Regions from separate parts of the Homo sapiens genome. Here region 1 is linked to region 2. A link is an interaction called in ENCODE POLR2A ChIA-PET data of the cell type or tissue named here. Cell type or tissue: PC-9. All regions are shown on one strand. Each heading gives the region's core, and the rest is flanking DNA. Links, peaks and the distances in the headings are about the cores only. Region 1 overlaps OGDH (oxoglutarate dehydrogenase). Region 2 has its middle 12 kb from the start of PPIA.

What was found. Peaks named below come from ENCODE experiments on the same cell type or tissue, not always from the same donor. Only the 100,000 strongest peaks of a DNase experiment are listed, where the experiment ranks them.
Region 1: POLR2A ChIA-PET joins it to region 2 with 9 read pairs; 23 of 35 experiments call an interaction of 5 or more read pairs at or near these places.

The regions. Positions count from the first base shown.
Region 1 is chr7:44,612,287-44,617,660 of GRCh38, forward strand. All of the region lies in intron 1 of OGDH (oxoglutarate dehydrogenase), which reads left to right. Among named protein-coding and RNA genes, the nearest start is that of OGDH, 8.3 kb to the left of the region's middle. In PC-9, for the core only: no CTCF peak of the experiment used is centred there; no DNase peak of the experiment used is centred there; H3K27ac peaks cover 2,824 bases.
Region 2 is chr7:44,781,809-44,787,182 of GRCh38, forward strand. No RefSeq gene overlaps it. Among named protein-coding and RNA genes, the nearest start is that of PPIA, 12 kb to the right of the region's middle. RefSeq lists an enhancer at 5,002-5,374. In PC-9, for the core only: no CTCF peak of the experiment used is centred there; no DNase peak of the experiment used is centred there.

The sequences.
Region 1 (5,374 bases), core at 73-5,072, 170 kb before region 2:
TTTTATTATTGTAGCTCATAAGAAGTCTCAAAATCGGATAGATTGATTTCTCTCACTTCTTTTTCAAAATTGTTTCAGCTAATCTAGTTCTTTTGCCTTTCTTTTTTTTTTCTTGTGACGGAGTCTTACTCTGTTGCCCAGGCTGGAGTGCAATGGGCATGATCTCGGCTCACTGCAACCTCTGCATCCTGGGTTCAAGCGATTCTCCTGCCTCAGACCCCCGAGTAGGTGGGACTACAGGCATGCACCACCACACCCTGCTAATTTTTTTTATTTTTAGTAGAGATGGGGTTTCACCATGTTGGCCAGGCTGGTCTTGAACTCCTGATCTCATGATCCACTCGCCTCGGCCTCCCAAAGTGCTAGGATTACAGGCGTGAGCCACCACGCCTGGCCACCTTTCTTCATTATACTTATTTATTATTTTTGAGGCAGGGTCTTACTCTGTCACCCAGGCTGGAGTAGAGTGGCATTATCACAGCTCACTGCAGCCTCTACTTCCAGGCTCAAGCAATCTTGCTACTTCAGCCTCCTGAGTAGCTGGGACTGCAGGCACGTACCACCACGCCTGGCTGTTTTTTTTCTTTTCTTTTCTTTTCTTTTCTTTTTTTTGAGACGGAGTGTCACTCTGTCGCCCAGGCTGGAGTGCAGTGGCGCGATCTCGGCTCACTGCAACCTCCGCCTCCTGGGTTCAAGCAATTCTCCTGCCTCAGCCTCCTGAGTAGCTGGGACTACAGGCACGTGCCACCAACGTAATTTTTTTGTATTTTTAGTAGAGACAGGGTTTCACCATGTTAGCCAGGATGGTCTCGATCTCCTGACCTCGTGATCCACTTGCCTCTGCCTCCCAAAGTGCTGGGATTACAGGCATGAGCCACTGCGCCTGGCTTGTTTTTGTTTTTGTTTTTTGAGACAGTCTCACTTTGTCGCCCAGGCTGGAATGCAGTGTTGTGATCTCGGCTCACTGCAACCTCTGCCTCCCAGATTCATGTTATTCTCTCACCTCGGCCTCCTGAGTAACTGGGACTATAGGCACCCGCCACCACACCTGGCTGTTTTGTTTGTTTGTTTATTTGTTTGTTTGTTTGTTTTGAGACGGAGTCTCACTCTGTCACCCAGGCTGGAGTGCAGTGATGCGATCTTGGCTCACCGCAAGCTCTGCCACCCAGGTTCACGCCATTCTTCTGCTCAGTCTCCCGAGTAGCTGGGACTATAGGCGCCCACCACCATGCCTGGCTAATTTTTTGTATTTTTAGTAGAGATGGGGTTTCACCGTGTTAGCCAGGATGGTCTCAATCTCCTGGCCTCGTGATCCACCCGTCTCGGCCTCCCAAAGTGCTGGGATTACAGGCGTGAGCCACCACGCCCGGCTATAATTTTTATATTTTTAGTCGAGATGGGGTTTCACCATGTTGGCCAGGCCGTTCTCAAACTCCTGACCTCAAGTCATCTGCCCACATCGGCCTCCCAAAGTGCTGGGATAACAGGTGTGAGCCACTGGGCCCAGCCACCTGGCTTTTTTTTTTTTTTTTTTTTGAAGATGGCATTTTGCTGTTGTTGCACAGGCTGGAGTGCCATGGCGTGATCTCAGCTCACTGCAACCTCCACCTCTCAGGTTCAAGTGATTCTCCTGCCTCAGCCTCCCGAGTAGCTGGGATTACAGGTATGTGCTGCCACTCCCAGCTAATTTTGTATTTTTAGTTGAGACGGGGTTTCTCCATGTTGGTCAGGCTGGTCTGAAACTCCCAAACTCGGGCCATCCGCTCGCCTCGGCCTCCCAAAGTGCTGGGATTACAGGCATGAGCCACGGCACCTGGCCTAGCTGTCTTTTTAAAATTTTTATTTTTTGTAGATATAGGGTCTTGCTCTGTTGCCAAGGCTGGTCTCAAACCCCTAGGCAAGCTATCCTTTCACCTCAGCCTCCCAAAGTGCTGGGATTACAGGCCTTTTTTTTTTTTTTTCTTGTGTATAATGCACCATTTCTCTCTGGCTGCCTTCAAGGTTTTGGTTTTTTTTGTTTTTTTTGTTTGTTTGTTTTTTGTATTGAGTTTTCTGAATTTGTTTATGATGTGTCTTGGTGTGCATTTATTTGGGTTTATTCTTCACGGGGTTCTTTATGCCTTTTGCCAGATTTGGGAGATTTGTAGCCATTATTTCTTTGAATGCTTTTCCAGCCCCTCCTTCTGCCTTCATCAGGGACTCCAATGACATTAATATTAGATCTTTTGTTATTTCCCTGAGGCCTTGTTCTGTCTTCAAGTTCACTGATTTCCTCTGTCTTTATTCTGCCCTTTAACCCATGCTAAAGCTTTTTTCTTTTGCTTAGTGCATTTTTCAGTTCTGAAATGTCTGTTTTGTTCTCTACATCTTCTCTTTGCTGAAACTTTATTTTTCATTTGTTTCAAGCATGTTCATAGTTGCTCGTGGAAGCATTTTGAGGATGCCTCTTTTAGAATCTTTGTCAGATAATTGTAAGTCTACGTCATCTTGGTATTGGTGTCTATAGATTGTCTTTTTTTGTTTGAAATTATCCCGGTTCTTTTGGTTCTTTTTTTTTTTTTTTTTTTTGAGATGAAGTCTCGCTCTGTCGCCCAGGCTGGAGTGCAGTGGCGCGATCTCAGCTCACTGCAACCTCCTGGGTTCAAGCGATTCTCCTGCCTCAGCCTCCCAAGTAGCTGGGATTACAGGCATGTGCCACCATGCCAGGCTAATTTTTGTATTTTTGTAAAGATAGGGCTTCACCATGTTGGCCAGGCTGGTCTTGAATTCCTGACCTCAAGTGATAACACCTACCTCAGCCTCCCAAAGTGCTGGGATTACAGGTATGAGCCACCATGCCCGGACAAGATTATCCTGGCCCTTGGTGTAAAGAGTGATCTTTGACTTGCAACCTGGACATTCTGGGTGTTATGTTATGGACTCTTGATCTTGTTTAAATCTCTAAGCAATGCAGGCTTCCTCTGCTGGGGCAGGGAGGGGCTGCTTCCTCACTGTTGCTGGTGCGGTGTCTGGGGGGAGGGATTCCTTGTTATTGCTGTATGACTGTAAGAGTTCCCCATTAGGCCTTGGTGACATCACCCTGCCTGGGAAGGGAGGGGTGCTGCTTCATTACTGCTGGATGGGATTGAAATCCAGACTCCCTACCTGGTCTCCACTATCTTATCAGGGAGTGAGTTGGAAGGGCTCATTATTCACCAGGTGGGGATGAAAGTCCCTGGTCCCTATTCTGACACCAGCTGAGTGGAGTGAGGATATTTCCTGTGGAATTTGGCCGCAGTAGAGCAATTGTTGTTTAAAACTTTAAAAGTTTTCCATCTTGCTGCTCTTTTCCTGGTCCTTTGGCTAGAGAGAACAGGTTTCTGTTTGTAGTTTTCTTTGTCTACACCTGTTGGCATTTCTGGGTTGTAGGCTTCTCGAGTACCCAGGTCTGAAACACATGAAGCATAAAGAAAATCAAGAACTCAGTGCTCGGCTGGGTGTGGTGGCTCATACCTGTAATCCTAGCACTTTGGGAGTCTGACACTTGAGGTCAGGAGTTCGAGGCCACCCTGGCCAACATGGCAAAACTGTCTCTATAAAAAATACAAAAATTAGCCAGGCATGGTGATGTGCGCCTGTAGTAGTCTCAGCTACTTGGGGGACTGAGGTGGGAGAATCACTTGAGCCTGGGAGGTCCAGGCTGCAGTGAGCCGAGATCACACCACTGCACTCCAGCCTGGGCAACAGAGCAAGACCCTGACAGAAAGAAAAAAAAAAAAAACCTCAATGCTCTTTCTTTGGGTCCTCTGGTTCCTAGCCAGTCTGCTTCCTTCTCTCCACCTTTCACAGTCTTGTTTTGTCTTAAATGTAACGCCTCATGTTTTTAGCTATATTTAGCAGGAAACACGTTTTATATATGCTTTAATGAGATGTTGAAAAATTGTCCTGCTTTCCATAAAGATTTAATAATTTACACTCTATCAATACCTTTTAAAAGTGCCTATTTATCTACACCCTCCCCAGTCAACCTGTTTATACCACATCAGTCATGGGCATCTCAGATGCTGTGGGGCCACGTCTCAGGGAAAGGGCAGAACAGTCTTCAGACCTATATACTGAAGCGTACTCAGGGATCTGATCAGGGAGGTGTCAGTCCCTACCAGTGGTGACCACCCATGATTGGTGAGCTAAATAGGCTTCTGTGCTAAATGATGGAGACAGCCTACTAATGTTTTGGAAGTTACCAGTTGACCGCCACTCCAAATTAGCTAATGTTTAGGTTTAAATATCTTGGAAACTTGAACTTTTTATATCACTAGTTTGCCTTTTTTCCTAGGCTACATATATATATGTATATATATATACACATGTTTATGTATATATACACATATATATACGTATATACGTATATATACACATATGTATATGTATATATATACACACATGTTTATGTATATATACACATATATACGTATATAAGTGTATATGTGTATATATATACACGTATATGTGTATATGCATATATATATGTGTATATATATGCATATATACGTATATATGTGTATATATACACATATACGTGTATATATATACACATATATATATACGTATATATATATGTATATATGTGAGCCGAGATCGCGCCACTGCACTCCATCCTGGACGACAGAGCGAGACTCCTTTCGGAGCTCTGGAGTCTCACTCTGTCGTCCAGGCTGGAGTGCAGTGGCGCGATCTCGGCTCACAGTAACCACCTCCCGGGTTCAAGCAATTCTCCTGCCTCAGCCTCCCAAGTAGCTGGACTACAGGCACCCGCCACAATGCACAGCTAATTTTTTTGTAGTTTTAGTAGAGGCGGGGTTTCAGCATGTTGGCCAGGCTGGTCTCAAACTCCTGATCTCAGGTGATCCACCCACCTCGACCTCCCAAAGTGCTGGGATTACAGGCATGAACCACCATACCCAACCATTTCTTTAGTCATAGATATACCTTCAAGTTTTCAAAGTGCTTTCATATTTGTGTTACAATTACAAAAAGACATTATGAGGGGGTTAGGAGTAATTACTGTCTCCACTTTATGGCCCAGGAAAGCTCACACAGTGACTTGGTGTCACGTGGTCTCTGTTGGCCCAGGAAAGCTCACACAGTGACTTGGTGTCACACGGTCTCTGTACCTGCAGGCTCAACAATTGTTTCCATCTAGCAATGAAAAAAAACTTTACAGTTTAAAAGTAATCCTCACTACTTCCCTCAGCTTATATGTAATGAGGTGTCACTAGTGAAAGATAATAAATTCTTTGAGATTCTCAGCCAATAAGGGAGAATTGATATCTGTACTCTGTACATGAGTTCTTTGTATTACTACTAAAACAAAAATAATTGCAGGCATGAGACA
Region 2 (5,374 bases), core at 192-5,191:
GTTGTTGTTTGAGACGAAGCCTCGCTCTTGTCCCCCATGGGGCAATCTCGGCTCACTGCAACCTCCGCCTCCCAGGTTCAAGCAATTCTCCTGCCTCAGCCTCCCGAGTAGCTGGGACTACAGGTGCATGCCACCACACCCGGCTAATTTTTTGTATTTTTTGGAGAGCCGGGGTTTTGCTGTGTTAGCCAGGATGGTCTCGATCTCCTGACCTCGTGATCCGCCTGCCTTGGCCTCCCAAAGTGCTGGGAGATGTGAGCCACCACACCTGGCACCCTGTGTTTTTTTACACACCCCTACCCTGAGTCTCAGAGCAGGATTGGCACTTCAGAGAGGGGCGCCCCCTCTCTCAGCCTGCCGGCACCAGGCTTTGGAGGAAGCAGGAAGGTGTACCCAGGCTCATACATATCCACTGAATGAACAGAGGTTTGAAATGTGAAAACAAATTGTACAGCAGGACACCCCTTCCCTCCCAGCCTGACCAGGCCACTCACACTGACTGTCTCGGAGGGATGCTTTCTGGTTAACTGGCTGGAGTAGGGTTATTTCCCCTAATCACTGTTTTGTTGTGGGATGGGGTTTGGGGGATTCATCTATGGCATCCCTGCTGTGAGTCTCCATTGGCAGTTGGATAGGACTAAGGAGGGAAGGGACCCATGGAGATTTCCACTGCAATCAGAAGAGAGAGACCTTTTAGGGAATGGGGAACCTCAGGTTTCGCTTTACCCCAAGTCAGAGAAGAGTTACATTCAGCACCTCTGGGAGAGGTGTGAGCCATGGCCCAGTGTGTTCTCCCAGCCAAGAATCAATGATGATTCAGCTGAGGGCCTTGCTGGACAGGGCTGATGGTAGCTGGGAGACCAACACAATGAGCCCAGCCCAAGGTAAGGAAAGGAAAGGGAGACATTTGTTGAGTTTGAATCTTGTCTCAGGAACTTGTCTTGAGCTCCAGTGAAACAGCAGGTAACATAGAACTTTGCCTGTCAAACACCAATAAATGAATCAAATGAAGCAGTGAGGGCAGATGGCAGAGGGGTCCAAGCAGGGAGAGCAACTGCTAGAGGCCAGGAGGCAACTGCTACCGCTTTGCAGCCCCAGCCTTTCGGGAATAGCCAGGCCTGAAGGACACCCCCAAGAGCCAGGGCGCCTCTCTGGAATTCCAAGTAAGGCTTAGACAGGGTTCTTGGTTCTGAATCGGGTCTCACCAGATGATATGCTGGCCCAACTTGTCCCAACCACCCAGAAACACACTCATAACCCGTGGTGAACATTTGTGGCTCCAGGGGGATATCAGCTCTGCTTTATCTTTTTTTCTTTTCTTTTTTTTTTTTTTTTTTTGAGACGGAGTCTTGCTCTGTCGCCCAGGCTGGAGCACAGTGGTGTGATCTTTGCTCACTGCAACCTCTGCCTCCTGTGTTCAAGCGATTCTCCTGCCTCAGCCTCCTGAGTAGCTGGGACTACAGGCACAGGCCACCATGCCCGGCTAATTTTTTTTTTTTTGTATTTTTAGCAGAGACAGGGCTTCATCATGTTAGCCAGGATGGTCTTCATCTCCTGACCTTGTGATCTGACTGCCTCCGCTTCCCAAAGTGCTTTAATCACAGGTGTGAGCCACTGTGCCCAGCCATATCAGCTCTGCTTTTCTAAGGATCATGCCCATTGTAGATCAGTGAGTATCCTCATAGAGGCAGTGCCTTCTCACTGCATCCACACATGGCAAACAGGCAAACAGGCTCCCCCCTTTTCATGCATGTTGTACACTCTTTGCACTGCATCCTGTTAAACATTTCTCATGGCCAATGTCTCTCTGAGAATGTAGGCCATCTCTGGATCTGCTTCTATTGACTGTTGCCTCTCTGAATGATGGATCACATTATCTTGTTTTTTGGGGTGTCTGGATTAGGGTTCTCCAGACAAAGAGAATATATAGGGATCTATAGGGTGAGCTAGCAAGCTGGAGACCCAGGAGAGCAGAAGGCATGAGTTCCAGTCCAAAGGCCAGCAAGCTGAAGACATGGGGAGGACAAATGTTTCAGTTTCAATCTGAAGGCAGGAAAGAGTTGATGACCCAGTTTGAAGGCAGCCAGGCTGAAGAATTTGTCATTAAATGCTAGACCTTGTGTGTAAAAGAATATCAGAGGCCAGGCGTGGTGGCTCACACCTGTAATCCCAGCACTTTGGGAGGCAGAGGCAGGCAGATCACGTGAGGTCAGGAGTTCAAGACCAGCCTGGCCAATATGGTGAACCCCTGTCTCTACTAAAAAATACAAAACTTAGCCGGGTGTGGTGGCAAACACCTGTAGTCCCAGCTACTTGAGAGACTGAGGCAGAAGAATTGCTTAATCCTGGGAGGCCAAGGTTGCAGTGAGCCGAGATTATACCACTGCACTCTAGCTTGGGCAGCACAGTGAGACTCCATCTCAAAAAAAAAAAAAAGGAATAGCAGAGACTGAAGTAAATAGCAGTTCTGCTTGGAGAATTGCATACACCTTCCTCTGGCAGGCTGTTAGTGTTGGGGTCAAGCCCATCTAGTCTTCAGGGAGCTGGGTCTGGACTTTGCTGTGGAATTCAGTTCACCAAAGGCTTCACATTATTTGAGGGCAGACACCTTCCTTTATTGGTTTGGCATCTCCGTGTTTGCAGGGTTTGTTGCAGTCAGCCCTGTGCACCTGCACCCTAGCAGGGTAGCCTGCTGCTGCTCTCCCTTCCCTCTCCAATGAGAGATGGCTGCTGCCTGGCAATCAGTGCAACCCCTGGGAACACCTGTGGTGTTTCTCACACTGCTCCTTGCTTGCAGAATGTACTCACCCTGACAGGCCTCAGTTCTCTTGTCACAGCCCCCATGGTGGCCAGTGTAGGACATGTCCAGCAAGTTCCCACTAGAACTCTGGCTCTGCCCCCAGGTCTCACTCATGCCCCTCCCCAGGGGCACTCTCAGGCTCTCACTGCAAGGCCCCTTGTGTTAGGAGGGCTCCTCTCAGCACTCCTTCTCCACCTTCAGACTCCAGCATCTGTACCTCACGTAGGCTTCTTCGGTCTCTGGACTGGCCTCCACTCTCCCCCTTGAGCAGTGGGCGATGGCTCTTGGGAAAGAGTGGGTGAGTGGGTACAAACTCTCTTGCATCTGGTGCACCTAGAGGTTGACTGCAGTGGCAAGGCCAACGTCCTGGGTGTGAGTGTGCAGCTGCACAGACCCCATGCTCAGAAGGGCTTCGTGTTTGGTTTAATGCTTTGCTGTTACAGTCTTGAAATTCAATTCTTGTTAATTTTTGGATGAGGAGCCCCACATTTCATTTTGCTCTGGCCCTGGGCAGAGGGTTCATCTTCAGCTGCCGCTGTTTTCCCTCCTGCTTCATCCTCACCTCCTGCAATTCTGCCTTTGGCATCAGAAGCCAAGATGATCACCTCAGGGACCAAAATCACCCCAGGAACCTGGAGAACTGGGCCTTGTGGGAAATGTTGACCTTACATTTGGTGGTAGGACCCAAACCCATACCAGAGCTAAATTTGAGTTATTGCGCAGTTGAATACAGGACATGGCCAAATGAACACAAACTGTGCACTCAAAAAAAATCAGGAGAGTCCGAGTGTGGTGACTCATGCCTGTAATCACAGCACTTTGGGAGGCTGAGGCGGGTGGATTGCTTGAGCCCAGGAGTTTGAGACAAGCCAGGGCAACATGGTGAAACCCTGTCTCTACTAAAAATGCAAAAATTAGCTGGGCATAGTGGCACACACCTGTAGTCCAACCTACTTGGGAGGCTGAGGCAGGAGGATCACTTGAGCCTGGGAGGTGGAGGCTGCAGTGAGCCAAGATTGTGCCACTGCACTCCAACCTGGGCGACAGAGTAAGACTCTGTCTCAGAAAAAAAGAATAACAATAGTAAAAATAAATATTTAGGCTGAGCGCGGTGGCTCACGCCTGTAATCCCAGCACTTTGGGAGGCTGAAGTGGGTGGATCACCTGACGTCAGGAGTTCGAGACCAGCCTGGTCAATGGTTTTTTTTTTTTTTTTGAGACGGAGTCTCGCTCTGTCGCCCAGGCTGGAGTGCAGTGGCGCTATCTCGGCTCACTGCAAACTCTGCCTCCCGGGTTCACGCCATTCTCCTGCTCAGCCTCCCGAGTAGCTGGGACTACAGGCACCCGCCACCACGCCTGGCTAATTTTTTGTATTTTTAGTAAAGATAGGGTTTCACCGTGTTAGCCAGGATGGTCTCGATCTCCTGACCTTGTGATCCACCCGCCTCGGCCTCCCAAAGTGCTGGGATTACAGGCGTGAGCCACCACACCTGGCCTGGCCAACGGTTTTCAACATGGTAAAACCCTGTCTTTACTAAAAATACAAAAATTAGCTGGGTGTGGTGGCATGTGCCTGTAATCCCAGCTACTTGGGAGGCTGAAGCAGGAGAATTGCTTGAACCCAGGAGGCGGAGGTTGCAGTGAGCCAAGATCACACCACTGCACTCCAGCCTGGGCAACAGAACGAGACTCTGTCTCAAAAATAAATAAATAAATAAGGTCGGGTGCGGTGGCTCATACCTGTAATCTCAGCACTTTGGGAGGCCGAGGCAGGCGGATCACCTGAGGTTGGGAGTTCGAGAACAGGCTGGCCAACGTGGAGAAACCCTGTCTCTACTAAAAATACAAAATTAGTTGGGCATAGTGGCGCATGCCTATAATCCCTGCTACTCAGGAGGCTGAGGAAGGAGAATCGCTTGAACCCGGGAGGCGGAGGTTGCAGTGAGCCAAGATCGTGCCATTGCATTCCAGCTTGGACAACAACAGTGAAATTCCGTCTCAAAAAATAAGAATATAAATAAAAAAATAAATAAATATTCAAAGGACTGCTGTGAGAATTTAACAATGACCAACCATTAGGGCCAGGTGCAGTGGCTCACACCTGTAATCCCAGCACTTTGGGAGGCTGAGGTGGGTGGATCACCTGTGGTCAGGAGTTTGAGACCAGCTTGGCCAACGTGGCGAAACCCTGTCTCTATTAGAAGTACAAAAAATTAGCTGGGCATGGTGGCGGGCACCTGTAATTCCTGCTACTCGGAAGGCTGAGGCAGCAGAATCACTTGAACCTGGGAGGCAGAGGTTGCAGTGAGCAGAGATCGTGCCATTGCACTCCAGCCTTGGCAACAAGAGGGAGACACCGTCTCAAAAAACAAAACAAAACTAAATAAAAAAACCCAATGACCATTAATAACAGCAACTAACACTTTCTAGGATTCTGTGTTTACTAACTGAAGACTTATTTCTGGGGTTTTTTGTTTTTGATATTGTGGCCCTTCCTGTTAGGGAAATTCCCCACCTTCTGAGCTCAAGTGGAAGGCAAAGTCTGAAGACCTTAGACACCGAGGCCTGAAGGCA